Linked DNA regions of Homo sapiens: all the other regions are linked to region 4. Evidence: chromatin loops called from intact Hi-C (ENCODE). Cell type or tissue: PC-3. All regions are shown on one strand. Region 1 has its middle 9.2 kb from the start of TGFBR2. Region 2 has its middle 7.5 kb from the start of LINC01985. Region 3 overlaps GADL1 (glutamate decarboxylase like 1). Region 4 has its middle 160 kb from the start of LINC01985. Region 5 has its middle 180 kb from the start of RBMS3-AS1. Region 6 has its middle 26 kb from the start of LINC01985. Region 7 has its middle 110 kb from the start of RBMS3-AS1.

Region 1 (4,000 bases), 240 kb after region 4:
AAATGTGCCTATGCCATATTCGTGGAAATGAAAGTCTGGCATGACTATCAAAAATAAATTGGACTCAGGAATGTTGAACAAATTGTTCAGGGTCACCCAGTTAGAAAGTGAAAAATCAAGAAAGAAATGAGTAATAGGCACTTTAGAGTGAAATGGTCTGAGTTTGGTTTCTAGATCTATCACTCATTCTAAATATTATTAGTAATTTTTTTTTTCCACAGGCCCCTTTGAGAATATGATAAAAGCTAAAATCTTCTCTTCTGAAAAACACACTTATGGCTGGGCATGGTGGCTCACGCCTGTAATCCCAGCACTTTGGGAGGCCGAGGCGGGTGATCATCTGAGGTCAAGAGTTCGAGACCAGCCTGGCCAACATGTTGAAACCCCTTCTCTACTAAAAATACAAAAATTAGCCGGGTGTGGTGGTGGGTGCCTGTAATCCCAGCTACTCGGGAGGCTGAGGCAGGAGAATCGTTTGAACCCAGGAGGCAGAGGTTGCAGTGAGCTGAGATTGTACCAATGCACCCCAGCCTAGGCAACAGGGTGAGACTCTGTCTAAAAAAAAAAAAGAAAGAAAGAAAGAAAAGAAAAGAAAAACATACTTATGCACATACATACAACAGTTTGCACTTCATTTGAGTTAATTCCATGAATTCTAGGTCAGGATCTCCTGTTTTGGAAAAAAGCATGTTGTAGGCTTGTATGTGAGGAAGAGAGAAGCCACATTTATAAGAACAGAGCAGAGAATCACATTCTGAAAGGGAGTTTGCTGGTTCAAGTGTGGCTCTCAGAACGAAGAGGCTCTGAGGACTTGAATGAGTAGAGGACAACCATAGGGGCATCATGGAGTGCCAAGAGCAGTGGTTTTACTAGAAGATGCCCGTCTTCATCCCCACTCACCGGAGGGATGACTCACCTGTGCAGGCAGCTCTGCCGGGCTCCTCTGTATGTGTAGATTATCATCTGTTAACTGATGATCACCATGCTGGATGTGCTATAGCAATGCCCTCAGGGCTCTCTGGCTCCAGAGCACTTCTGGACCCTTTCTGGATAGGAAGCAAATGATATTGCTTGGACTTTGCAAATGGACTTAAGCACACCAGTGTACCCTGAGCTGGGGACAGAGGTAAAAGACTAGCATAAAGTTTGACATATAGGACAACAGAAAAGAAAGGTTAAGAAGGCTATGAGGGCTACAGGAAAGAGCAGTCAGATAAACAATTTGTATTTTAGCATTTACTAGCTAGGTGGCCTTGGATAAGTCACTAATGTCTTTGAATATCAATGTCTTCACCTGTAAAATGTTGATAATAATATAAATAATAATTATAGATTAATAATTTCACATCATATAGTTTTTACATGTAGTGAAGAAGATCATACATGCAGAGACTCTTTGTGAATTGGAAAACACTATACCAATATTATTTTCTAGGTCTAGCTAGAGATTATATACTTCATCCAGGAGTAGAATTTTACGTACATAATTGTTACCTTTTGTAAGATATTTATGTAAAGGATTGATGTGAAAACGTATAACAATTCTATGGTAAAACCATGATCTAGTTTTCTCTACTTAGAGAAAAATGTCCTAGGGAACATGGGTACTCCCCATAGAGAAAAAATATGTTTCATTAGAGCAGATGGCTGAGGAGAAAAAAAGTAGAGCATAATAAAAGGTATCTATAAAATTAGTCAAAACACTGAGTGTTACAAAAATAGTTCAGTGTTTTAACTGTCTTTTAGGGGTTTGTTTTACACGTGGAGGCAAAATGATCATAAAAAATATCAAAGGCAACCTCTCTGAACTATTTTTTTCTGGAATTCTAAAGAACTGGCAGCATTCTGAGAGCCTTTAGGTGAGGAATGACTAAGTGAGAAACAGACAGTTCAGTTTTTTATAACTTAGAGACAAGCATTTACCATTCTAAACAATTCTAAACAATAACCAATGAGTCTATTGTCAGGTTCAGGAAGGAGGCAACCCTTTGAAATGCCTGAAGGTAAAAGTGGCACAGAGTGTTCAAATGATTCTGTTGGTTAATAATTAATATCCTCTGGAGACTTGCGCAAATGATTATGCAAGAGCACATATCACACTGTGCATTCCTAACCTCTGATACACTAAAGCATAAGTGTTTTGTTACCAAGTATTCTTTGCAATCTTTCTTAGCCATTAATCTAAAGTTTCTGCATTTAGAGAGCTGTTGTGAATTGACCAAAGTCAATTTGTCATTGACAAATATTTAGTTAGGTTTGGTAGATGGGAGGAGTTAGAAATGGATAAGAACTCAAGGTCTCCCCACATCCTTGCTATCCAGGTAACATTTAACAATAAAAATAAATCTCAGATTGAATTCCTCAACATGTACAAATTTTTATTAGCAAACCTGCATGGACCTCTTCTGTAAACTAAGTGAAGACTTTACTCTTGATCCTTCAGCATGCTGTGATAGTATTTTGCAGGAAATCACCACTTTAGAAAAATGTGAAAATTTTTGAGCAGTAGGATACAGTTAATCTGAGATCAAATGTCAGAATATTACAAAAATGGCTTAAGACAGGACTGGATACTTAGGGCTATGGCTCTACTGGAAAGGATGTAAGATTTTATGCCCTATTCATGTCACAGGAGGCATACCTGTACAATCCTGTAAGCCAGTCTTTATATTTTGAGCACAAATAATGGCCAAAATGAAAATGTATTTCTCACCTCCATTATGCAAATTAACAAAGCTTCTGGAGTTGAAAGAAGAATAGGATTGGCTGAAGCAATTCCAGAAGCTTTCCAGGGGTACAGCCTTTTGAGAAGACCTTTCCAAATGCTACAATATGTTTGAAATATTTATTTTTGATTAAGGTACAAAGTTTTTCCAGTAAATATCAAGTATTTATTGAATATAATTAATGCATATACATTGTATATGTTTTAAGATGTGTAATACCATTAATTTGAAGTACATGCCCATTAAACAGAACTCTTAAAAGTGCTAGTATCATCTTTTTTCTGATAGCAACCAAATAAATCCACCTTAAGGTAAATATTTTTAAGTCAATTAACCCTTATTGGTAAGTGGCTTTGTACTTTTGAGAAATGAATAATTAAAACAATTTGTTGTAATTAAAGAAATTGATTATGTTTGATGAAGTGTCTAGCTTCCAAGGTTTGTGTATAGTTTGTTTAATAACTATTAAACTAAGTGATTGTGGCACTTGGAATATAATGTCCAAATAGGAGTGTCATTATTTTTAAGGAAGCACATACTGAGTTTGACAAAAAGATTTAAAACGGTTTATTGTAATTTTCCTTCTTAAAAAATTAAGAATTCGAGATGAATGTTTTACCAGGATGAAATTTATGAATGTAACTACAAAGGATATAAAGTCTCTCTCTGGAAATGAAATCTGTCTTCATTTGTTTTTACCATTTTCACTTTTACAAAGCATTTTTCATCATTTTAAGAGGAAGTTCTGTGCAGGTGTTTAAATTCTGTGATGAGCATTATGAACCTCATTTTGTGGTCAGGCATTGTGGGCAATGCAGATTTTATTTCCTAAATTCACAACTTTCTAAGTCCCAATTTTTAAATATTACAAATTATAGAGTTTATTCATTGAACCATCCTCTTATTCACTAGTATTCATTGAGCAAAAAATATGGATCAGGCACAAGAAGCTAAAAATGCTAAAGACACAGTCCCTGCCTCAGTAAATCACAGCCTAGTTGGAGAGACTGAGAGGTGGCTGGTGTCATGGCAGCAGATGACAGAGTGGCTTAGAGCCTGGGCTCTGCAGCCAGTCGTATTGAGCCAGAATTCTGACTCTGCCATCTCTTAACCTCTCTCTGGTTCAGTTTCCCCACCTATAAAATGACTATGTATGATGCTATCTACCTCATAGGATTGTTGCGAGGACCAATGTCATTTATTCATACAAACACTCTGAATGTTGTATGGCATGTAGAGATAAATGTGCCAAACAATACATGTTGTCTAGAATT
Region 2 (4,000 bases), 150 kb after region 4:
ATTTTGTTCCTTTTAATGGCCAAGTAGTATTTCATGGTGTCTATCTATCTATATACATCTATATGATATCTATCATATATATATCTATCTATATACATATATATGGTATCTATCATATATGATATATCTATACATATATATGATATCTATCATATATGATATATCTATATACATATATATCATATATATCTATATACATATGTAATCTATCTATATACATATATATGATATACATATATATGAGATACATTTATACATATATATGTTATATATAATATCACATTTTCTTATCCACTCATTAGTCAATGGGCACTTAGGTTGGTTCCACATCTTTGTGATTGTGAATTGTCCTGCCATAAACATAAATTTGCAAGTGTCTTTTTCATAAAATGACTTCTTTCCCTTTGAGTGGATAGCCAGTAGTGGGATTGCTGAATCCAATGGTAGATCTACTTTTAACTCTTTAAGGAATCTCCATACTGTTTTCCAAATAGGGTATGCTAATACACATTCCCACCAGCAGTGTATAAATGTTTCCTTCTCCCCAAATTCACACCAACATCTATGTGTTTTGACTTTTTAATAATGGCTATTCTTACCAGTATAAGGTGGTATCTCATTGTGGTTTTAATTTGCATTTCCCTGATGATTAGTGATGTTGAGCATTTTTTCATTTGTTTATTGGCCATTTGTATATCTTTTTTTTAAGACAGAATCTTGCTCTGTCACCCAGGCTGGAGTGCAGTGGAGTGATCTCGGCTCACTGCGACCTCCGCCTCCTGGGTTCAAGCGATTCTCCTGCCTCAGCCTCCCGAGTAGTTGGGACTACAGGTGCATGCCACCATAGCAGGCTAATTTTTTGTATTTTTAGTAGAGATGGGGTTTCACCGTGTTAGCCAGGATGGCCTCTATCTCCTGATCTCATGACCCAACCGCCTCAGCCTCCCAAAGTGCTAGGATAACAGGTGTGAGCCACTGCACCTGGCTTTGTATATCTTCTTTTGAGAATTATCTATTCATGTCCTTTGCCCACTTTTTAATAGGATTATTTGGTATTTTTCTTGCTGATTTTTTTGAGTTCAGGCAGATATATTATCTTTAATTTAATTATTTATTATTGGATTTTGTAATGTTTTCCAATTTCATCATTAAAACCAATGCTGTAAGAAAAAAAGTTTTATTGCATTCCAGAAAATATAGAGCTGCTGCATTCTTTATAATAGCTCCCCAATTTTGCACTCTGTGCATTTTTTGTAACTTAAGAGTTAGTAATCTTCAAAAGAAGAATGACATACTGAAGACCCCTTGCCCCTGAGGTTTTCGCAGCAGGGAGGAATTACAGAAGTGGAACATAGATCTGTAGGCTAATATATTGTTCTTTGCATTCCTAATTTGTTAAGCAATCTTCTAGATCGCATTATATAATAGTAACCTTCTGCTATGACAAATAATACAACAATGTTCATACTGTTCGCTATTGTATGGATGTCATTTCTTACATAGAGAAGTATATTATTTCTAGAAATTGAGTCATCATGGGGTCAAACTGTATGTCATTTTTAACACAAAAAACAAGCTTCTGATTTTTCTCCATAAAAAGATCTAACCATTTACACTCCTATACAGCAATGTGAAAGAGGTGCGTAGAGTCAAACTATATAGTAAGAAAGATAAAAATTGTTACCTCGATGATTTTAATTTGAATTTATCTTATTACAAACAAAAATGCACATTTTATTATTATTTAAGAATCACTTGTATTTCATTCATCTCTAAACTATCAGTTTTTGTCTATTGGGTTTTCCTTTTTCTATTCATTCATAGAAATTTGGTTATGTGCTGCAAAAACACACACATTTACACAAACACGTATATTAAGTTTTTATTTGTGCTTTGAAAATAGTGTTTTGTGACCTGTAATGTTTTACATGTAGTTTAAGAGAATGCCATTCTTTTTTTGGGGGGTGGGGGACGGAGTTTCGCTCTTGTTGCCCAGGCTAGAGAGCAATGGCACGATCTCGGCTCACTGCAACCTCCACCTCCCAGGTTCAAGCTATTCTCCTGCCTCAGCCTCCCTAGTAGCTGGGATTATAGGAATGTGCCACCACACCCGGCTCATTTTTTTTGTATTTTTAGTAGAGACAGGGTTTCCCCATGTTGGTCAGTCTGGTCTCGAACTCCTGACCTCAGGTTATCTGCCCGCCTCGGCCTCCCAGAGTACTGGGATTACAAGCCTGAGCCACCACACCCGACCGAGAATGCCATTCTTATACACATTTATTGCATACAGTACATTACTGTGGTTAAATACATCCTTCCCTCCTATTTCCTTCCGCCCACCTCTTTCTTCATTCTTTCCACCAGCAAATATTGAAGAATGGCTAAATGACAAGCTTCCTCACTTCAAGTCTAGTCTCTTCTTTGCTATCTCAGATTGTGTAATACATCCTATTGCAACATTTCGGGAATGTGGAATGAGACAGCACCAAGAAAGATCCAGGCCGAGGTCTGCAAGAGCAGTATCTGAGAGCTTCAGCACAAATGCACTACAAAATAATAGGTAAAATCATTGGAAACCAAAGTCAAAGGAGGCAGTAATATGATTCATAAAGTAAAAATCTTCAAACATTTATTTCAATCTTTCTTCATTTACAAACAATTCTTCTCCCTCTCGTTCTCTGTCTCTCTCTGCCTCTGTGTGTGTCTCTCTCTCCCTCTCTCTCCTTCTTGCTCCTGCTCCCTCTCTCTGTCTCCTTCCCTCCTTGCATTGTTTCAAATCTGACTTGAAGAACAGGACATAATTAATTTTCAACTTTTAAATCTTCCTCTTCAACCTGAAGCAAAACTTCATAATGCACTTTTGAGTATATGAAGATTAAAATAACATCAAATGAAAATCAAGAAGGGGAGGCTATGAAGTCAAAAGTCATACTTGCCATGGACAAAGTGCATAGATAATTATATGCTGGGTGAATATGGGGAGTGAGAAATGATATATTTTTGAAATGTCTCGTCATTTTAAAAACAGTATTCTACATTTTTTAAAAAATCTGAGAAACCAGGTAAATTGGGAAGGCTACCTAAATATGTCACCCTAAATTATTTGCTGGTCACTTTTATTCATTCCAAGTTCGTAGATGTGTTTCTGATTAAAGCTGGTTTCCTCATACAGACACACACACACACAAATACGCACACACACACATATATATATATACATATATACACAAATACAGTTCATCTGTGGAAAAACTAAGACTGAAATGAAATATGTATCATGAAAGTAATACATATTTGGTGATGGCAGAGGTCAAAAAACTAGGATAACTCTGGAGTATGTTGTTATCGCTAAGAAACTTTTTTAAAAGGAGAAAGCCTACTTTTTTACTATGAGCAGTGGTCAGTAAAGGCTTTTGGTAAAGGGCCAGATAGTAAATATTTTCAGATTTAAAGACTCTGCCAAAAACAACCATAGATGAGATGTAAATAAATGGGTATGGCAGTGTTTCAATAAAACATTATTTCAAGAAACAGGTTGCAAGCTGGATTTAGCCTATGGGTCATAGTTTACTGGCCCCTGATGTAGAAAGTAAGTAATTTTTTTGGGTGGGGGGCACGGACAGGGTCTTGCTCTGAGATCAGGTGTAGTAACCAGATCTCAACTCACTGCAACCTCTGCTTTGGCCTAAAGCCATCCTCCCACCTCATTGTCTCAAATAGCTGGGACTACAAGCGCGTGCCACCATGCCCAGCTAATTTTTGTATTTTTGCACAGATAGAATTTTGTTATTGCACCCAGCAGCTAAATGATTATTTAAATGATGTTTGTTTGCAATATATATATCTACGCTGGATATTTTCTGTTTGACTCTCCACATGCACTTACCATCCTTCTCCATCCTGCTTTCTGTAGGGAAAGTTGGCTTATATGGACCCATCATTTCACAATCTAATTCCCTGGCTTCTGTTTAAGTTCAGCCAAGAGGAGACATTGTTAGAA
Region 3 (4,000 bases), 390 kb after region 4:
CCCAAAGTGCTGAAATTATAGGCATGAGCCACTGCACCCAGCCTCCATTTCTTCTCCATTGTTAAAATTACACACTTTAAGGTACCACTCACTGCAGACCTACTGAGCCTCCAGTCTCTAAGAAGTTGTTTCTAGAAATACAATTTTTACCAAATTTTCCCATGATTTTAATGTGAAACCAAGTATAAGACCCTCCTTATTAAAGGAACATGAAGAACATGAGAGATGCTAATAGTCATCACCATCAATATTTTCACAGGGGCATAAAAAACAGCACTAGGGCTGTGATAAGGGTAATAAGGTGACAGGTGCACCAGGTGAGACAGGTGATGGGGTGATAAGGTGACAGGTGGGCCAACAATTGTTAGGAGGAGTTTTCTTCTCTTTTTACTTTGTACCTTTCCTTTAGCTAAGAACAGTGTCTAATCCTGGGCCATCAGATTTCTTACACACAGAAATGCCAACACATAAAAGTGACATATAAGTTGGAGATGCAAGAAAACAATGGACATTAAGATAATTGACAATAAAAATTTCCATTAAAATAATTGAAAATAGTGAACCAGATCTATCATATCTACAAAATTATTGTCTATAAATTCAATGTTGTATTTTGGTGTTCCTGATGGCCAGCAATGCAGGGGAGTGAAAATGAGATATGAGAGTTTAAGCATTAAAGGGCAGAAGGATACTGAGAAATCCCTCAGTGAAACAACGCAATTTAGGCCAGGAATTTTCCACTCTTTATCCTCACAGGCCCTTTTTGGTACCTTGTGTAATTATAGCAGACATATAGGGATGTCTCTGCAACATGGTGCCTGTCAGGTTCCTGCGTTTTTCTTTTTGCCTCTCAGATGATTTTTACTATCACAGGCCTGGGGAAAGTGATTTGCACATGAAGCATTTTAGCAGACCAATCAATTAGAATCAGCCTTTTTCTGTTTATGTCAACAGCCAAATGATCGTGAGAATACCCAGGCCATTTGTTACCTCCCAGGGATTTAGCATCCAGCACCTTGGGTTGTCTGAAGTTCTTTCCAGGGAGCTGCCTCCAGACCTTAGACACACCACGAGAAAATGTCTCCTTGGCTACTGACAATAATGAATCAACTGCATAAATATATCTGTCAAAATGATGGTGCATTTGTCTATCTGAATACTAGAGAAGGAAGGGTAGGAGAGAGTGAAAGAAAGGTGGAATTGAGTAGAGTCTGACACCTCACAAACTTAGCAATTTTGGTAAAGGATAAATTCACATCTACCCATACATTTCTTTGGACATCTGTGCAGAATCCTCAAATCCAATTTCTTTGGAAAAGACAGTCTCCAATATATTTTCTGAATCAAATGGATTTTTAGTTTGTTTGTTTGTTTGTTTGCTTTTAAAGTTAATTTATAATTTCCTTTGAAATGAAGACTGTAGACATGGCCATATCTAAGAGAATATGAATGAAAGATTTAAATAGGGGCATTCATGGTCAATCCACTTCCTTTGTTTATCCTATCCTGTAAATATTTTCAGTCTACTACCCATCTGTCACTCCATTCTCCTGATTCCAGCTCTTATCAGGATTGTGGCCTGTGGTTTAACTGACTGCCTTTGCCAGAGAGTTAAAACGAGTCTGTTCCTGATTCACAGCACCAGCTAGATCACTAGGGCCACTAATGATGAGTTTAGCAAAACTCCCTGCCAATAACATGAAACCATTCAATGGCTGAAAAATGCTTCCTGTCTGAATTAACCCCCCAAATATTTACAAGTACAGCCTACAAAAAAATTCAACAGCATGCAAACTTAATTACTCAACAGTGATGAAAAGTCCACTTATTCTTGAAGCCAGAGAAGGGAAGTTAGGTGAGTTAGAAAGGGATGACTTGGTGTTTTCTCACCTTCCTCCTGGACCAAATCAATGGCATAGACACTATGGATTGATTTGGAACACCATCTAGTGAAGGATATGAGGAAGCGCATGGACGTAGAAAATCCCACATCAACTCCTGGTTCGATTCATTTAACATTTCCTTTAGACTATTTTAAATGGTTCTGAAATGAATAAGGATGTAATTTTTTTAAGTTATGAAAAAAACAAAACAGAATGACCAGTGTGTACTCCAGCACTGACCAGATTCAGCTAATGAGTCCACTTGCCTCTTTTTCTCTTAGCACTTCCCCACTGACTACAGTAAGGATGTAAGAAACACCCCCATAGAGTTGATACAATCAAGTTTCCTTCTGCCGGAATGTCAGCATCTGGAATGGCACCAAAGGATTTGAGAAGAATGATGCCAGGACACCAGATTTTCAAACAAGCATCTATCAGCCATGGTATTTTTCAGTTAAACAATATATGTGTAAGAGGCTTTAGCTATCAAAAAATTTAAACATTTTCTGGAACTCAATAGCTTTTATCGTCAGAAAATCGGTACCAACAGCACCTATTTCACAGTGTGCTGCACACAAAAAACATTCAATAAATATAATATTGTTCAATAACTAGAGGTGGCAGCTAGAATTTTTAACCTGGGAAGAAAGCTGAATATAATTCAACCGTTACATTTTGAATTCTTCTATATAAAACTGTGTCCTCAATTTATTTATTTATTTATTGAACTTCTCAACTCCACATTTCAATGTCTTACCCCTTGGGATGTTGATCCATGTGCTGTTAGCACTGAATAAATATTATATGACTGCCTCTAAACTTCCCACAGAGGGAAAAAAAGACAAAGCAAAACAACAACACAATCCCTCACATTCAATGTTGTGGTTCTTTTACTATAATTATCAATTCCCGAATCAATCTTGCCTTCATGTACCCTAGTCTGACTTTCAGGAAACCTCACTGCACTGTTCCTGATTGGAATCTTGCTTTGTGTTTTCTAGCGGTTGCTCTGAAGTCACATGGTCAGCCTGCCATTTGGGGTATCATAGTTTCTGTGAGTAATTGATTCTATCCAGTCTTAAATGGAAATAAATGCTGTGTTTGTATTGCTCAGCATGTTAAATTTTCCTTTTAGGTGAAGCAGAAAAGGTTACATAAGGTCTGAAAGCCTCAATCATAGGCCACTAGGAACACAGTGACCTCCCATTACACTCTTGGTCTTCTCTCTAAAATCAGAAGAAAAGAAGACTGGCCAGAATGCTGGAGTGTCTCTCACTTTCTCTTTTCAACTCTTCTATTGTTTGAACAATGACTAATTAGCTGTCACTATCTTTAATCCAGCAATGTACTGACTAACTCATGCCTATTTTTAGCAACAGGTGAATCTTAGGACATTTCTTCAAGAAGCCAGCACTTTAGACTAATGGGACCTACTTTGATCTTAGAGAACAGAACAGTTTTCAAACATTCCAACTGTGCTTCCCTGATTTTGTGTGTCTGTGTTTGTGGTCCTTGAAATAATAGAGAAGGAAGGTTTTTACCTAGCAACACATTTTCAATCTGCTAGGCAACACCTGAGAAGCACCTGAAGGCAGGCAGAAGTCCTCTACTGAGTGGTTTCATTCGCCCCAGCTGAACAGCTGACACGAGCTCCCGAGGCACTCTACTGAGGATAATTAGACTTATACTCAGGGACCGGCAATAAAACATGAAAACAACTATGATATAAAATGAAATGGGCTATCTGTCATAACTGAAGAATAAACTGTGATGGAGATTTAAATCAGGGTATTCTACAGCCAATGATGAGGGCCAATGGAAAAGAGTGCTTTGGGCAGGAGGTTTTGTACTTTAGACAAAGGTCAGATTTTGCTGTCATTCAATCAGCTGTGTGTTGTGTAGGCAACTTATTATCATTCAGGTTACAGTACAAGAATTTACAAGTGACTCCTCCTCCTCTTTCTCCTTCTTCATCAAAGTAAATTAGAAAATACTGCAGATTATCCCCATATAATATTCCTCTCACTCTTGCTCTGAAATATTTTAATGAATGGGACAGAAGGCGCTAAAATTACAATCAGAAGAGCACATAACTGGAGATGCTGGTTTCTTACAAA
Region 4 (4,000 bases):
CACCCTGCTGAGCAGAGCTTTTGTTGCACAAAGTGCTGGCAGCAAGGATGATCCTGAGAGGAGATTTGAAGTAGTGTCTCTCTCCTAGCAGCAATGTGCCTAGGAGAGGTAGGAACAAGGACTTCAAGGGCACTTCCAGGGAGAATGGTTACATAAAAACCTCAAAGTCTTTACGTCAGATTCATATTTTGCACCAAGGTGCAGGCTCTGATACTTTAAGAAAAAAAATTATGCGTAGTCAAAATTACCTAACAAAATATCCCAATTTCTGAATAGCTTTCAGTATCTTTCTAAGATAGCTCCATCTCTGACCTCCCTTTTTCCCCAGCATTAAAAAAATCATGCTTTCTTTAGCTGAGTACCAGAAAAGAGATTGTCAGCTTGCATTTATGGGCCATGTTATATATAAATATGTATATTATTTTAAAAATTAGAATCATAATTAGTACATCAAAATGTTCACACTATGGGAAATATGCTCACCCTAAAGCTTATACTTATTCACTGGAATGACAGGAGAAAACTAAGTTGACTTTCTCATTTGCTTTTTCTTTGCTGACCTCTAATAGCTGGGTTTTTGCGTTAAATGTTCACATTATGGAACTTCACTGTACCTACAGTAAACCCAATGTCCAACCTAACCAGGTCAGAACAACGAGCCAAATGGAAGGGACTGTGCCCAGTGGAGCTCTTTAGACCCTGAGACGAGGCAGAACCTCACAGTACAGCAGGTTCCAAGTCTCAGAGAAAGAAGAGTGTTCAGACAAGAGACAATCAGTCAGCATCTGGCTTGGGCATATGGCTCAAGGGGGTACAGATATCCACCTCAGAGAGTCCTGGCACTGGGTGTTTGATACTGTGACACTAGGTCTATATTTGAGCAGGAGGGTCACCAACCCCAGAGGACATTGTATACTAGAGCTAGGCAGGCCCCTGTGGGTTAACAGAACATCTTTAAATGAATTAGAATGAGGCAGTCCTTTGGCAGACACAGTCCTGCTACAAGGGGGCACAGCTTGGTAGCAGCATGTGGGTTGGATTCCTGCCTCCACTTGCCCACTTGGCCCAGTGCCTTTATAGAATGCTCAAACTGTACAGCACTACACAGAGGGCCTGACAAGATCAGCACAGAACGGGGAGTAATGGTCAAAGCCTGTTTTAATTTTCCTACTTGGCAAAGCTGGATTGGTCTTAGAGCTTGGGTCATCTGGGCACGTGGGGGCTGTAGAACTCTAAGCCAGCCAGCCAGGCTTCTCATGTGTGATGGGCTCGAGAACAATCCTTTAATCCCACCAAAAATCCCTGCAACAAGAAACACTGATTCTCCTTTTATTTAATTAAAGGACTGTTTTCTCATGAGTATTCTGCCTGATTTATGAATACCTATTGTTCAAAATGTAATTGCATATTCAGCACTGCTCAATGGAACGGGGACCGTTTGAGCTTATACTGTTTGCTTTACATTTTTAAAATCCTTTGTTTAGATGTGTATGATTCATTTCATTACGATGCACAAAATCAAGGCATTCCAGAAGGCATTCTATGGATACCCATAATTTTTAATCTTTGTCAAGATGTGCCAAGCCAGCCAGAACACAGCAAGGCTGACACAAAAGCCTTGAAATTTGAACAGACACTCAGGCAGTTGCCTTATGACTAAGTGAGGATGGGTCTCCAATTGCCCACAGCCTTCAGACATTTACCCAAAGAGAAGCAGATCTATTTTGAATGAATAGATCAGCACTGATTCATACCTTCAAACATTATTACACAATAGCAAACAGATACCTAAAAAAAAAATCTTGATGTCTTCCAGATACTCAGATATGTTTTAGAGTAAATTTTGCTGGTTTGCGAGAAAATTCTGCAGACAATGTCATGGGACCAGATCATTTCATTGGCTTTCACTAGGGCATTGGGAAGTGAATCTGTGAAATGCAGACATGGGTGAGTTCAAATAAAAGTTGTAGAGTCATAGCTTAATATTCAATATCACTCCATCTTCTTATCCTAACTCCGACATGATTTCTAATACTGTCCCTCGTTAAATCCCTAATACCCTGACATTTCAGCCAAAAGGAACTACTTACTCATTCTCCCCCACATGTAACCAGGGTGTCCCACACCCATGCTTTTGCCCATGTTATTTTCTTCTGCTCCATCTCAGTTCCCAAGGCAACTAGAGTGACAAAAATACCCAGGAGGCTAAGACTTAATTTACAATTGTAACACTACATTTAATAGTCATGAAGTAAGAATATTGGCCACACCTTAGCAACAACATAATCCTTTTATGTTGAGAGAGCCACAACATTCTTTTATTTTCTCTCAGCCAGTCATCCATAAATATTTATATAATACCTATTATATGCTAGGCACTGTTCTAGATACTGGAGACATAACAGTAAACAAAACCTAAAACCTCTTTATTCATAAAGGGTCCTAAATATCTCTTATTGTTTTACTGTGATAAGTACATCTGGTTTCCCATTTAACAGTAAAAAACACATAAAAATATGCAATTAACCTGAAATTACTCAATTAACACCCAGAAACTATTTGTAGTTGCCCTTTTGTTCACTATGTCTTTTTTAGAGGAGGAAATTTGTAGAATATTGTTCAAAGTTCTAATGCAATAGTTAACATTGCTTCCCATTGTCTGTAGGATAAACAGTTGCATTATTTTTAATTTAAAAACATGTTTTGATTTAAAAACTGAGTTTTTGAATATTTTTATCTATTCTTTTTCAAAATAAGGTCTTCTTGTTTGTTTTTTATTATAGCAGACATACAGAAAGTTACAGAAAACATAACTGTGCAGTTCAACGAACTATACAATGAATTTTTCAAAGCAAACACTCGCGTTACTACGACTCAGATCTAGAAAGACAATATTACCCAAACCTCCAGAAGTCCTGCTAGTATCTTTACCAGTCAAAGTACCTCAAAGTTACCCATGATCTAACTTTTTTTTTGGAGATTTAAGAGTTTTTTAAAATTAGCTCTATGAAATTGCTGAAGTTATAAATCAATTACTTTTTACTTGATGAATTTGGTAACTCTTTTGACAGACAGGAATCATGCCATTGACATTGCTCATAATATTAAACAAATGTAAGTCCATAAAATTCGTCATCTCCCCAGCATCTACTAGGTGTATGTTTTAGGTACAGGGATACGGCACATACTGCCTTACCAGACTTCTTTGTTATAATTATGAACCATATCAGTGATTCTCAACTCGAGCTAAATTTGCCACCCATGCCCCAGAGGACATATGCCAATGAACCATGATCTAATTTCTAACACAGTTAAATTGTACTTGGTTTTGAACTTTATATAAATGAAATTTTAAAATCTGTATTCTTCCATGTCTGGCTTCTTTTTTTCACTCAACATTATGTCTGTGAGATTTGTCTGTATTGTGGTGTGTACAATGAATATACTATAATTGATTTCTTTATTCTACTATTAATAAAATTTTCTGGTTCACCATAACAGTGATCATATAAAATTTCTCCTTTCAAATTCAATATCTACATACCGACCAGTTTTTATTGTTCTATTTACATTCTGATTTCCTGATTACTTCAATTAAAAAGATAAGTCTTTTGACTTGGATCTGTATTGCATGCCTTTGTACTTATAAAAGTATGCTCTGTGTGTGTGTGTGTGTGTGTGTGTGTGTGTGTGTGTGTGTGTGTGTTGTATTTTAACTACCCTAGATAAGGTACTTTACCAACCATCTTCTCTAAATGTAGTAAATTCTTCATCATATCATCAAATGCTTCTCAAAAGTCTCTTTACATGCCACATGTAAATAGTTCAGATTGATTAGAAATATGTTTCCACATGAAAGGGTGGTTATTTGTGGATATTTGTGGTTTCCAAATATCGTCTATTCTTGTCCACCCTTCAACAGACCTCCTGATTTTGTTGAGGCTGATCGCTAATCTTACATGTGTTTTGTCTTTTCATAATATTACCACCTATGGATGAG
Region 5 (4,000 bases), 250 kb before region 4:
ATGCGAAGTACCTTCAATGAACAAGATTACTGAGGAGTTTTCAAATAGTTGTCTAAGGCTTCTCTGCTCTGTGGTTAGAGCTTTGGGGGAAGGAAGGTTAATTCTGTTTAATCAACTTAACATCTTTATATTTTATTGTATTGAAAAATTTGTATAATTGCATTGGCATGTAAAATCATAACGGGAAATTATTATATTTTCTCCATACTTAAGAAAATGTCAATTATATCTAGGGTGGAATATAAGGGAAATGTGGTTACAGTGATAATGTGAGTCCTGTAAAGATTTGTGGTTCAAGATTAGATGTGTTTTTTTATGAAATGGCAGTTCTTATGTTACCGTGATATGCATTCCTAATGATCATGTCGCTTATCATCAGATTTATACCCCATTTTGTAAATTAATTTAATGAATATGTTTTTGCAGTAGCAGGAGGGGATTTGCAGTGATTTAACAACAATTTACAGGGCTCAGCAGTCTTAATAACCAGTAAATAGTAGACGCACTATAGTGTGGCAGGCACAATCTCAATCCACAAAACCAGACATGCAAGAAACAATGTTTTCTTTTTCTCAAATTCAATTTAAATTTTATTTTAAGCACCAATTTTACCTGGCACATTTTGGTGGAAAGTTGAATCACAATCGATTTGTGTTTTCTCCTCTCCAGGATTGCATCTGATTTCTGGAGTACTAATGTAATCTTAAAATGTTGGGAAAGTGATGTATTCTTTTACGCCATTTGTTGTTACTAGACCTTGCCCTTCCCTTGTAGAAGATAACATTACTACCTAACACAGTAATTCCTAAACCTTAACAGGTACAGAATCACCTAGAGGGCTTGTTAAAACACAGACTGCTGAGCCTCAACCCAAGAGTTTCCATTTCACTTGGCCTGGGGCAAGGCCTGAGAATTTGCCTTTCTAATAAGTTTCCAGAAGTTGCTGATGCTGGTGGTCCCGGACCACACTTTAAGGACCACTGGCCTTAAGATGAGATACTTGGATTCGGTATATTTTACTGAGAGCTAATCTAGTGCAAGGAAAGTCTTCGCCACGAGAAACCCCATTGTTTTGTATGAAACACTAACCAAATAAGAAACGTAATTCCAGAAGGATCTGTGCAGCAGAGGGAGAAGTGCATTTCAGGTTTTCAGCTTAAATGTACCTTAGGTCATAATTTTATTTTATTTTTTATCAGCTAGCTAGTTAGTTTTAGAAGCTAAACAAATCAGTAAAACATGACCAGGATAGAGAGAAAACCTTTGGTTTTCTTTTTATTTCTCTCTCTACTTACTCACAGAATGGATCATATGTCCTGTGTTCCATTAAGCAAAAATAGAAGTTTCGGTCAATGATTAGAACAAATGAAACTCATGTCATCACCTATTCCTGAATCTGAAGCAACCACTTCCAAATGTGCCATCTCATTTTGCTTAATATCAGAGCAAGTACTGGAAAAGTCTTGCATAGTACAGGTAAAATTAAAAAAATTTTGCTTTTTGGAACTTAACTTTTTTGGAGGTAGGGAACACTGGCCATCCTATCTGACTGTAAGCTCTTTCCTTTTTTTTTCCTTCCTTCCTTCCTCTTTCTTTCTCTTTCTTTTTCTTTCTTTCTTTCTTTCTTTCTTTCTTTCTTTCTTTCTTTCTCTCTCTCTCTCTTTCTTTCTTTCTTTCTTTCTTTTCTTTTTCTTTCTTCCTTTCTTTCTCCTCTCTCCTCTCCTGTCCTCTCTTATTCTCTGCAATCCATATGCTCCATATCTTATAATTGCTTTGGTGAGATTTCTGTGGAATCTGTTAGGTCTATATTGTGTAGTTTACTGGTTTTAAGTACTTTTTCCTTTGAGGTATTCTGTTTGGAAGGCAAATAAGAGAAAGTGGAACCAATAGTACAACTGCTTAATAATGAAAAGTGATAAAATATTACTTTGAAATAAGGAACTAGACTTCCCCTTAGACTCACACACACACACCCCTACGCTGGAGTTCCTTAGTGCTCAGTCCTAGGTCCCCTTCTCACTCTATTTGGGCTTGTCTTAAAGCTTGGTGATCATATGTATCATATGACTTTATTTCCAAAAAAAATGACAGAATTTCTAGCAACCATGTGTTCCAGAAAGCAAATTTATTAATGCAGATGAAAACTGGCTTTGAAGTTATACACTTAGGTTAAATTCCTGGCTATATTCAAATATATATTTCTGGCCATATTCAAACTATGTGAACCTGGGCATCACTTGATTTTTCTTTGCTTTAGTAAAGTGGGATGATAATTCCTGTCTCCCAGGGTGTGGGGATTGGTAACATATGTAAAGCATTTATCACAGCACCTGCACAAATACTCAACAAATTATAGTTGCTATTACTCTACATATTCTGTTGCCTTTTCTTGCTTCTTTTCATCTCCATAGATAAAAATCTTCTTTTTTTCTGGCCACTAGGTGGAGAAAGCAAGCCTTCTACAGTAATTGAATTAAACAACAAGGCCAAATACCACAGACATTTAAGGGAGAGAAAAACAATTTTTCTTCTTCCTCTTTTTCAAAACTTTGGATGGCATGAACAGGCAAACTGCAGAGATGCTTTGAGTAGTTCACAATTAAAGTGTTTGTGTTGTAAGTGTGGTCATGCCTTGAAGCACTAGATTTCACTCAGGGAAGGTCCTAGCCAAATCATAAAATTCAAAAAGTTTGCTTCCTAGCACCTTCTCATTCTCCATGTCGTATTCTCTTCTCACCTTCATTTCAAGCAGGCACCAGGCCAGTATTCTTTTCTTTCTAAGTTATTCTATAGCACTGATTCCCAGGGATATTTGAATTTTAAAATAAAATTCCTTGATAAGTTACCTTTCTTTAACCTGTAATAAAAGATTAATGAGAATTCATTGGACCTACTTCATCGAGCTATTTTGAGGATCATTTAGTTAATATGTGTACAATCTCATTGTAATGTTGAAGTTCATATTAATGAAAAATTCAATTTATATTGAAGATCCCAAAGCTCTTCAGTTAGAATGAAAGGAACCACTATCACAGAATTAGCATGACATTTGCATGCAAGGGTCTCCTGAAATCACACAGACAGGTGGACTTCTAGCTGGCCAAATTTGCAACTTTTATCTCAATAGTTTTTTCCAAAGTGAGTTTGCTATGTATTAAAATATTGTATCTAGTTATTTCACATACCAGATATTAAGAGTGTAAGAATCCTTTTCTGATACTTTCTCTCAAAGTTTTGCCCTTAATGAAACAAGATAAGAAGCCCAAAAGATTCTTGCAAAAGAAACTAGGTTACGAGGGGCTGAGGTAATATGAAAAGACATAGTTGAAACGGATCTGTATTTATGAATATTTGCATGCATTTCAAACAAACGAAATGCTCCTGAAGGTTATCCACATTCACCACTCTATCCCCACCCAATACTGAGTCTATAGGCATTTAGATAAAGATGTTGCCTCTCCCTGAATCATACACTCAGGCATTGATCCAAGCTCCATATTATTCTCCTTATTTCTCCCTGTCATCTGGTTTCCAAAGTCTTTTTTCATCTGTTTTCATACTATATTTATCTTCTCAGCATCAGCCCTTCAGATGAACAACTATTTGGAAAGTTAACCCATTCTATATGTTAGCATCTCCCCTGGAATTGTCTTATCAGCCCTAAAAATTACAGCTACCACCTTTATTCCTGATCCAAACTTCAAAATTCCATATTATTCCAGGAAAGTACCCATGATCCCTTTGTATTTGAGAGTGCTGAGAAGAGAACATTGAAAGATTTTTAATATTTATCCATACTTTTACTTAACAAGCACAAAATTTTCTTTTTGTTAAGGAAAATACCCAAGTTGCTTACCAAATATTCAGTTTATAATTGATGTAATTTTATTGCACAAAATTATCATCTCGTACTTTAAAAATAGTAGTCATGTTTGCCTTTCCACTGGTGTTGTTCACTAGTACTTTTGTTGTTGTTTTGGTTTTCCTGTGTTATTTAAGG
Region 6 (4,000 bases), 190 kb after region 4:
AAGCATAGTACAGACAGAACAAGTGGAAAAAGAATTCCATGGAGAGTCTGTGAAGACGGAAGCGTTTATTTCTAATGGAATGAGATCCCACAGGTTACAACAAAAAGCCTGAGGAGGAGATCAGGAGGGCAGGGAAGAAGCTCTGGGAAGGTATCTGAGAAAAGAGCTGGCCAAAGAGGCCCACATTATTATGGGTGGCTAAAACAGACATAGGAGTGTCATGTCAAATTATAAATAATTTGATTGAGACATGGTTTTTTACTTAGGTAGTACAGGGTTCTAAATCCAAGCAGAAGCAGAGGCCTGATGACCCCACAATCTATGGTCCTGTACTATATAGCCTTTGGCCTACATTCAGAGCTTGAAATGGAACCAGGACAAGGAACAGCTCTGGGACTGTGGAAGTCCTTTGCAGGGGCAGACTCTCTGTCCAGGTGTTAGAGAGATTTTTAAAATTATCTCCTTTCTGTTAGCAGCAGTCTTCAATGGCGGAGGCATGTCCTCAATATATAGCCCTCGGTTATTTATGACGGTTAACTTAGATCAAAGGACCTGCAGCCCAAAGGCCAAATCAGATCCACTGCTCATTTTTGTAAACAAAGCTTCATTGAAATAGAGTCACAACCATTCATTCAATATCATCTCTGGCTGCTTCAGTGCCACAATGGCAGAGCTGAATAACTGTACAAAGACCGTATGGCCCACAAAGTCTCAAATACAGTATTTCGTATCTGGCTTTTGAGAGAAAAAGTTTGCCAACTCCTAATTTGGGTAGACTACATAAAACACAGAATACAATATCTAGCACATAGTAAGTGCTAACAAATTACACTCGTTTTTGTTTTTATTTTTTAAGTCAAACCTTGATTACCAACATCTTTGTTATTGGCAATTTGATTTTAGACACTCTGGGGAAACCATTCATCCTTGCTAATTTACATGTTGTTGGTGGTAAAATTTACACAACTCTCCATTTTATCTAAAGCCTTGTATGTATAATTTCAGCCATATGGATTTTATGTGTGTGGAGATCATGGCTAATTCAACCATATGGAGATTATTTTAACTTAAAGGCATTAAAAACCAACTGATGATCTCATCTCTTATATATGCAATTATAATAAGAGTCAAAATGCCAGGACAAATGAATTTAAAGGGTGTTTTTAATCACTAATACTGAGCATAAAAATGGAAGTAAAAGTGAGATTCAATTTAAGATATAATATTAAAGGTTGTCACATTATGAAAATTAAAAATATGCTAAAATAGCAAAAGAAAACAAAGCAAGCCTCATGGATCCTATAACCTATTCTCTACTGACCTTAAGCCCATAGTTGAAAGTCTTCAGCATTAAAATTAAAATCCAGTGATATGGTAATACACTAAATGTTAATCCAAATCATGTTTAGAGTTTGGTGGAAAGAAATTTCTCCTGGAGAATATAGGCAATATACCTATTAATATATTTGGTAAAATTTGGCAGAGATTTGCTAGAGAATGTAATTTGAGAATAGGCAGATAGAGTACCATAAAAAAAGTACCAAAGAGTATCTTCTTAAATAAAAGGTAGTCACAGCACAATCCCTCTGCAAGGAGGCTTCAGTGTTGAGCTCAGATATTGATGGAAAAGGAAATGACTAATTTGGGAAAGTCTGTTTGTGTTGTGTTCAATCCTTAGCATCCTGGAGGGTCAGAAGAGTTCACGTCTCATAAAGTCTCAGGCCTTTGCCAAGATCATAATTGAAGTAGTCATAGGTTGTTTTCAGTGCCTGGCCAGCTCCTCTTAGCACTTATTTACATGTTTATGAAGTTTTTCCCGTTCTTCACAGTGATGCTGATGATGAAAATGTTCCCTATCTGCACTATGCAATGTGGTAATCCCTACCCACGTGTGGCTACTGAGCACTTGAAATGTGGCTAGTGCAACTGAGGAACTAGATTTTTAATCTGATTCACTTTTCATTGATTGAAATTTAAGTGTGTATTTGAATAGCCACATGTAGTAGCAACTACCATATGGGACATCACAAGTTTTAAATTGAATAGGTTTCTGATTATCTTCAGAACAAAGAAAAGTGTTGGGGATTTTCTTTTTCCACAAATGACATTAATTATTGTTCAAAGGTGTCCTTAACTAGGTAGAAGACCCACCCGATCCGACCTGCTACACTCTGTACCTTTCACTATTCTCCCATCCTTCAAAATATACTTACCAATGTCTCATTTCTGAAACTCTTTTCTTCCAATCACTTACCTAATAAATTAACACCGTAAAAGATAGCCAAAAAAAAGCACAAAATGTCAAGAAACAGTGCCCTCTTCTAAAGACATTTTTAAGTCTAAAGATAAACATAGTAAGTTTATAAGAAAAAATAAATTTATGCAGGTGGGGCAGGAGCAGAGGGTACATGGAAAATCTATGTACCTTCCTCCCAATTTTGCTGAGAACCTAAACCTGCTCTAAAAAATTAAGTTTTGTAAAATCAATCAATTAATTAATCAATCAGGTTAGGATAGGATAGGAAAAATTCATTTAGAAATTATGGAAAATCCTTACAATATAATATTAGTAAGATCAAATATATATAAAATATAATTCCAATTTTGTTTATTTATGTGTACAATCCTTAGGTGTCCAGGTTATTGGATAAAACAAAAGTGTTATGATTTTATAAAAGGAGACACAAGAGTAGAAGGACAAAGCTGACTCTTTCATAGGAGAACTGGAAAATATGTAAAATGGAAGGAAGACTGATATAACCCTAGATTTAGTTATTATTTCATCTGTCTACATGGTAATGCAATAAAAAATTGTGTCAACCCCATCTATGGCTGAAGTAAGTATTGTCCACAAATCTACCATAATCTTTTCAATGAGCTTGCTGACTCATAGATGAGGAAATTATATTCTTTTTCTCTGTTTCAGTTTTTCCATCTCGAATGGAAATCAAACACCTGAGCGACCTCCCTATGACTGAGAATTGTGTGGGGCCATCCTGCAAATTCTCACCAAGCAGTTTTGAGTGGAAAATGGTTGCATCTTTAAAGGGTTTTAAAGAGTAGAATGTGCTTTCCCCCACATGGCGTAATTTTTACCCCATTCGCACATTTTTATTTTAGAGCAATTGCCACATTTCAACAAGTAATTGGAAAGAACTGGTCCACATTTCTCTACTCAGGGCTTAGCTACGTTACCGTTTTGCTTCCAGGTAGTGCTTGCGTTACTCATTCTCATTCTGATAATAAAAAGTGACTTCTCCAACCACTAAGTTGAACCTTGGGAGAGAGAAAGCTGCATATTTTTATAAAAGAAAAAGGCTCACTCCTTTTTATTTTACATGAGTTCCACTTAACCCACCTAAAATCCACCTTGAATCCCAAAGGTATTTTACCTCAGCTACCTTGTTGCTACTTATTTGCTGTCATGTTCTATTTTCAGTTGACTATATTCTGAATACTTTTCAAATTTATATAATTAAAATTTTTTTCAATAAAATTCTTAAGATAAACGAAAAATTAAATTAACATTTGACATGTACATAGGAAAAAGATATTTTAGTTTTGGGGGACACCAATAGCAATAATTGTCATAAAGATATGTTTTGATGAACTTAATATCAACAGAGAAATAAATATCGATAAAAGCTAGTGCCTTATTTAGAGCTCACACACTTTTACAAACTCTTTGAGGTGACACAATAAAAGACAAAAGTGTACTACAACTTTCTTTTTTAATTACCAATGACAGAAAGATGAAAAGGGAAAAGTTACATAGGACGAGGGAAGTGGAAAACACTTGTCAAAAAAGTAAAGTCCACATAATACTTTAGTCCACAAATCATGTGCTGAGAAATAAAAATAAGATCCTAAGCCCTTCAACTGACTAAACACAGACTCCCTCTTGGCCAAGGCACTGCAGAGAAATGTTCTGATTCCTTGCCATGAGGGGATGGGAGATTAGACACACCTCAGTATGCCCCTTCCTTATTAACTTTTAACC
Region 7 (4,000 bases), 320 kb before region 4:
CCCTGAATACCAAGAGCGAGTTCTGAAATTGAGGCAGTAATATATAGCCTACCAACCAAAAAAAGCCCAGAAAAAGACAGATTTACAGCTGAATTCCACCAGAGGTAGAAAGAGGAGCAGGTACCATTTCCTCTGAAATTATTCTAAACAATTGAAAAGAAAGGACTCCTCCCTAACTCATTTTATGATGCCAGCATCATCCTGATACCAAAACCTGGCAGAGATACAACAACAATAAAAGAAAACTTCAGGCCAATATTCCTAATGAACATCAATGTAAAAATCTTCAATAAAATACAGGCAAATGGAATCCAGCAGCACATCAAAAAGCTCATCCACCATGATCAAGTTAGTTTTATCCCCGGATGCAAGGCTGGTTCAACATATGAAAATCAATAAATGTAATTTATCGTAAACAGAACTAAAAACAAAAACCACGATCATCTTGATGGACACAGAAAAGGCCTTCGATAAAATTCAACATCCCTTCATATTAAAAACTCTCAATAAACTAGGTTTTGAAGGAACATACCTCAAAATAATAAGAGCCATATAGGACAAACCCACAGTCAATATCATACTGAATTGGCAAAAGCTAGAAACATTCCCTTTGAAAATCAGCACAAGACAAGATTGCCCTCTCTCACCACTCCTATTCAACATAGTATTCGAAGTTCTGGCCAGGGCAATCAGGCAAGAGAAAGAAATAGAAGTTACTCAAATAGGAAGAGAGGAAGTCAAATTGTCTGTTTACAGATGACATAATCCTCTATCTAGAAAACCCCATTGTCTCAGTCCAAAAGCTTCTTAAGTTGATAAGCAACTTCAGCGTAGTCTCAGGATACAAAATCAACGTGCAAAAATCACAAGCATTCCTATATACCAACAACTGACAAGCAGAGAGCCAAATCATGAATGAACTCCCATTAACAGTATTATTTATGAATAGGGCCCAAACCTACAATGGTTGTGAAAATGGGCAAACATGCTGCAAATCAAGCTTGCATTCACAATAGGTCTCATTTTTGGTGGTGGTGTTATTTTACTTGTTTGTTTGTACAACATCATTTCCAATGATTCCATTTAAGTAGGCATTTCTCTTACTGGTAGTAAATTTTAGATTATGTGGTTAAAAACACCAAACAAGTCATAAGACTAAGTTATCAAAGACAAAGTTTAGAAATGTTACTACTTCTAAAACTATGGAATTGGGAATTACCAGAATTCTTTTTAATAATTTTTTTTAAAGCACACCTCAAAAATGTATCTATAGAAGCCTCAAATTCTGAACAAATCAACATAGGATGAATATTCAAAAGTAGGGGACTTTCTATTCATTGAAAAATCAAAACAAAACACACACACGCACACACACCCCCCAAAACAGCTGGCATTACACTTCATGGAAGTCTTTCAAATCCTAGGACACATCTGTCTAAAATGAATCTAGATTTCTTTGAACATTGACACTTGGTTTTAAGGATTAAGAGACACGATAGTGATTCTGTTCCACCAGAGGGCACCACAGACTACAATCCAGCAAGCGTGCTTGTGGGTCTGGGTACATAAACTCAATAATTTAAAGCAGCTACTTCTAGGCTTTGCATTTTTCTAACATAGAGAGATTTTTAACTTCAACAATGAGTATTATTGATTTTTCAATAAGGTAGGATTTATTTTAAACACATTAATTTCACTATACACTTCTGAAATTTTTACCCCCACATGGAAAACAAACAAAAATAAAATGGAAACAGTAGCTTAATCTTACATGTATATGTGTACTTCCATGAGGTTATTTATTTCCAAGTCCGGTAATGGAAAGCTGTTTTAGATACAGTAACTCTATGACAAAGTCCACCTAAAATTTTGCCTCTTGGGATTCATCTGGGAAAAGTATTTGGAATTTGTGGGTTCTGTAGAACAGGTTCTAATATCCAAGGAAACTACAAGAAGCAAGGCTTTCCCCTCCAGATGTTTCTTAGCACTAGAAATAAAATGTGTCCTTCCATTTCCAACTCAGTAGGGCTTTGAGAAACTCCTGCCGCCTTCAGCACAGAGGATGCCCCAGCCCATCGCCTATTGAAAATCCAGGCTTTGCCTCAAATCTCTGACAATCAAATGCTTTCAAGCTATTCTTTAGTTTGCTTCAAATGCTGGGCCTATAAAGACAGATTTACTTATATTCCCTTTGTACTCTGAGGAGCAAATTTTATCAGCTGAAAGCTCGCTTGCAGTCTCCTTTGAGTGTTCAGTAAGCCAAACTGCTTGTGAAGTATAACCCCCATGACTGCTTTCCACAGACTGATTAGGACTGAAATAGTGAATTTGAAAATGCAGCACCAGTTGAAATTCATGGGCTGACAGAGGATCACAGCTGATCATAATTTCTCATGTGAAAATGTGATTTCCCTCCCCCTGTTTCCTCTTGGTAAGCTGCTGAAAAGTATTAAGTGAGTTTCCTAGCCTGTGGTCAGGGATGTCTGCACTTGTGCTGCTGGGGAGACACAATTAGGAGGAACAAAGGTATCAGAACTCCAGGCTCTGACTTTTTAGGCTTACCAAGAGATAGCTTTCAGGCCTATGAACTGATGAATCCTATACCAAGGGGTGCAGGAGGAGGGAAGCAAATACTCTTAAACAGCTTAAGCCTCTCCCCTAGTTTAATATATTTTCCACAATCACTTTGGATAACAACATGATCTTGTATCTAATGCTATCTCACAGACAACACAGCTTTGAGGCTGAGTGGTCATCGAAATCCTGAAAGCGCCCTCCCACCTTCCCGGAGACTCTGGATAGTTACCCTAATTGTTTCTATTTTTATATAGCAATTAACAAATTACTAAAATTTGTTAAGAGAGTAAGTCCGAATGTTAAATGTTGCTACCAAAAAAACTGAAACAAAGGAATATAAGAAAAATAAATATTTTATAATTTTAAAAAATTATTAAACCATTTAAATATATAACTAAATGGATATTCCACAGAGCATTTAATTACTTTGTTAGCAAACATAATTTTTCTTCTGGCTCCCCTCCCCTTTCCCACAATATCATGTTTTTCTTATTCTAATCCTGCCCAATGCTACACTATTTTACATTTTCTACAAAATCTAAATCCTCCCCTTACAAAATTTAATTTTATGAGAATTCCTGCCTGCTACATGTTTGAGCGATTTAATGGGGAACATGGCCTCTCACACTGGGGCCCCAGATTAACGTAAATAGTAAATAGAATTGGCAAGTTGTAATTGATAATTCAAAACTCTTGGTATGGGCATTCAGTCTGAGTAAAGCAGTATATTCTTTTGCACTGGAATTACAGAAAACCAGTGTGCTTACATTGATCAGAATCTATTTGGTAATTAAGTGTTTCTGACTCATATAAATAGGAAACGAAATGGTTACTAAGAAAATATATGGAGTTCTCCATCACCCATTCATCCCTACTCTTCTAATTGCTCTCTGGCCCTCCTTCCCTTCAAAGTATTTAAGGATTTGAAAGAGATGTTTGTTATTCATTCATACTTCTCATTTCCCACTTTCTCCACAACCCCCAGAGATTGATTCCTGCTTCCAAACCTACTTAATCCTTGTATGTGAAAGCTACCAATGACTTTCTAGTTGCCAAGATCAACATAGAAAAGTTTTCCTGTCCAAATTCGATTTGCCTTTCTCTAACATCTGGCATCATAGAGTTTCTTCCTTCACTGATTCTCTCATCTGATTTAACTTTCTGTCTCTGGTTGTTTCCTCTCTGCCTCTTCCTTCCTCCTTTGCATATGTTTACACATTCTCTTGGGTTCCATGCCAATTCTTTCTTAGTCTATGCGCCCCCTAAATCACCTAATCCTGACTTCAACTACCATTTAAGTAATGACATTATTGAACGTTTTCTCTCGTTCAGATTTCTAATTCAGCTGGACATTTCTGTCTCCTGAATTTCCCCACCAGGAGGTCTGGAGTGGAGAAAATGCTATGTGTCCACCTAAACCTTT

Evidence for each region. A loop is a pair of places that touch in the nucleus more often than their neighbours do. Peaks named below come from ENCODE experiments on the same cell type or tissue, not always from the same donor. Only the 100,000 strongest peaks of a DNase experiment are listed, where the experiment ranks them.
Region 1: it touches region 4 in a loop (8-fold over the local background); 25 of 110 quality-filtered maps call a loop at or near these places.
Region 2: it touches region 4 in a loop (4-fold over the local background); 11 of 110 quality-filtered maps call a loop at or near these places.
Region 3: it touches region 4 in a loop (20-fold over the local background); 2 of 110 quality-filtered maps call a loop at or near these places.
Region 5: a loop joins it to region 4, with 4 times the contacts of the local background. A loop is called at or near these places in 5 of 110 quality-filtered maps.
Region 6: a loop joins it to region 4, with 5 times the contacts of the local background. A loop is called at or near these places in 4 of 110 quality-filtered maps.
Region 7: a loop joins it to region 4, with 2.2 times the contacts of the local background. A loop is called at or near these places in 2 of 110 quality-filtered maps.

The regions. Positions count from the first base shown.
Region 1 is chr3:30,595,366-30,599,365 of GRCh38, forward strand. No RefSeq gene overlaps it. Among named protein-coding and RNA genes, the nearest start is that of TGFBR2, 9.2 kb to the right of the region's middle. RefSeq lists enhancers at 1,796-2,295, 1,974-2,118 and a cis regulatory region at 2,039-2,052. In PC-3, no CTCF peak of the experiment used is centred here; DNase peaks (open chromatin) are centred at 936 and 2,076; H3K4me3 peaks cover 416 bases; H3K27ac peaks cover 2,839 bases.
Region 2 is chr3:30,509,373-30,513,372 of GRCh38, forward strand. No RefSeq gene overlaps it. Among named protein-coding and RNA genes, the nearest start is that of LINC01985, 7.5 kb to the right of the region's middle. In PC-3, no CTCF peak of the experiment used is centred here; DNase peaks (open chromatin) are centred at 1,449 and 2,389; H3K27ac peaks cover 1,941 bases.
Region 3 is chr3:30,746,250-30,750,249 of GRCh38, forward strand. All of the region lies in intron 14 of GADL1 (glutamate decarboxylase like 1), which reads right to left. Among named protein-coding and RNA genes, the nearest start is that of TGFBR2, 140 kb to the left of the region's middle. In PC-3, a CTCF peak has its summit at 1,947; DNase peaks (open chromatin) are centred at 1,902 and 3,202; H3K4me3 peaks cover 336 bases; H3K27ac peaks cover 829 bases.
Region 4 is chr3:30,355,936-30,359,935 of GRCh38, forward strand. It overlaps a transcript of LOC101927995 not described here. Among named protein-coding and RNA genes, the nearest start is that of LINC01985, 160 kb to the right of the region's middle. In PC-3, no CTCF peak of the experiment used is centred here; DNase peaks (open chromatin) are centred at 1,616, 2,076 and 3,126; H3K4me3 peaks cover 1,089 bases; H3K27ac peaks cover 3,825 bases.
Region 5 is chr3:30,110,649-30,114,648 of GRCh38, forward strand. No RefSeq gene overlaps it. Among named protein-coding and RNA genes, the nearest start is that of RBMS3-AS1, 180 kb to the left of the region's middle. In PC-3, a CTCF peak has its summit at 2,440 (motif pointing right); a DNase peak (open chromatin) is centred at 2,433.
Region 6 is chr3:30,543,254-30,547,253 of GRCh38, forward strand. No RefSeq gene overlaps it. Among named protein-coding and RNA genes, the nearest start is that of LINC01985, 26 kb to the left of the region's middle. In PC-3, no CTCF peak of the experiment used is centred here; a DNase peak (open chromatin) is centred at 1,688; H3K27ac peaks cover 3,335 bases.
Region 7 is chr3:30,040,926-30,044,925 of GRCh38, forward strand. No RefSeq gene overlaps it. Among named protein-coding and RNA genes, the nearest start is that of RBMS3-AS1, 110 kb to the left of the region's middle. In PC-3, CTCF peaks have their summits at 1,516 (motif pointing right) and 1,720; a DNase peak (open chromatin) is centred at 1,516.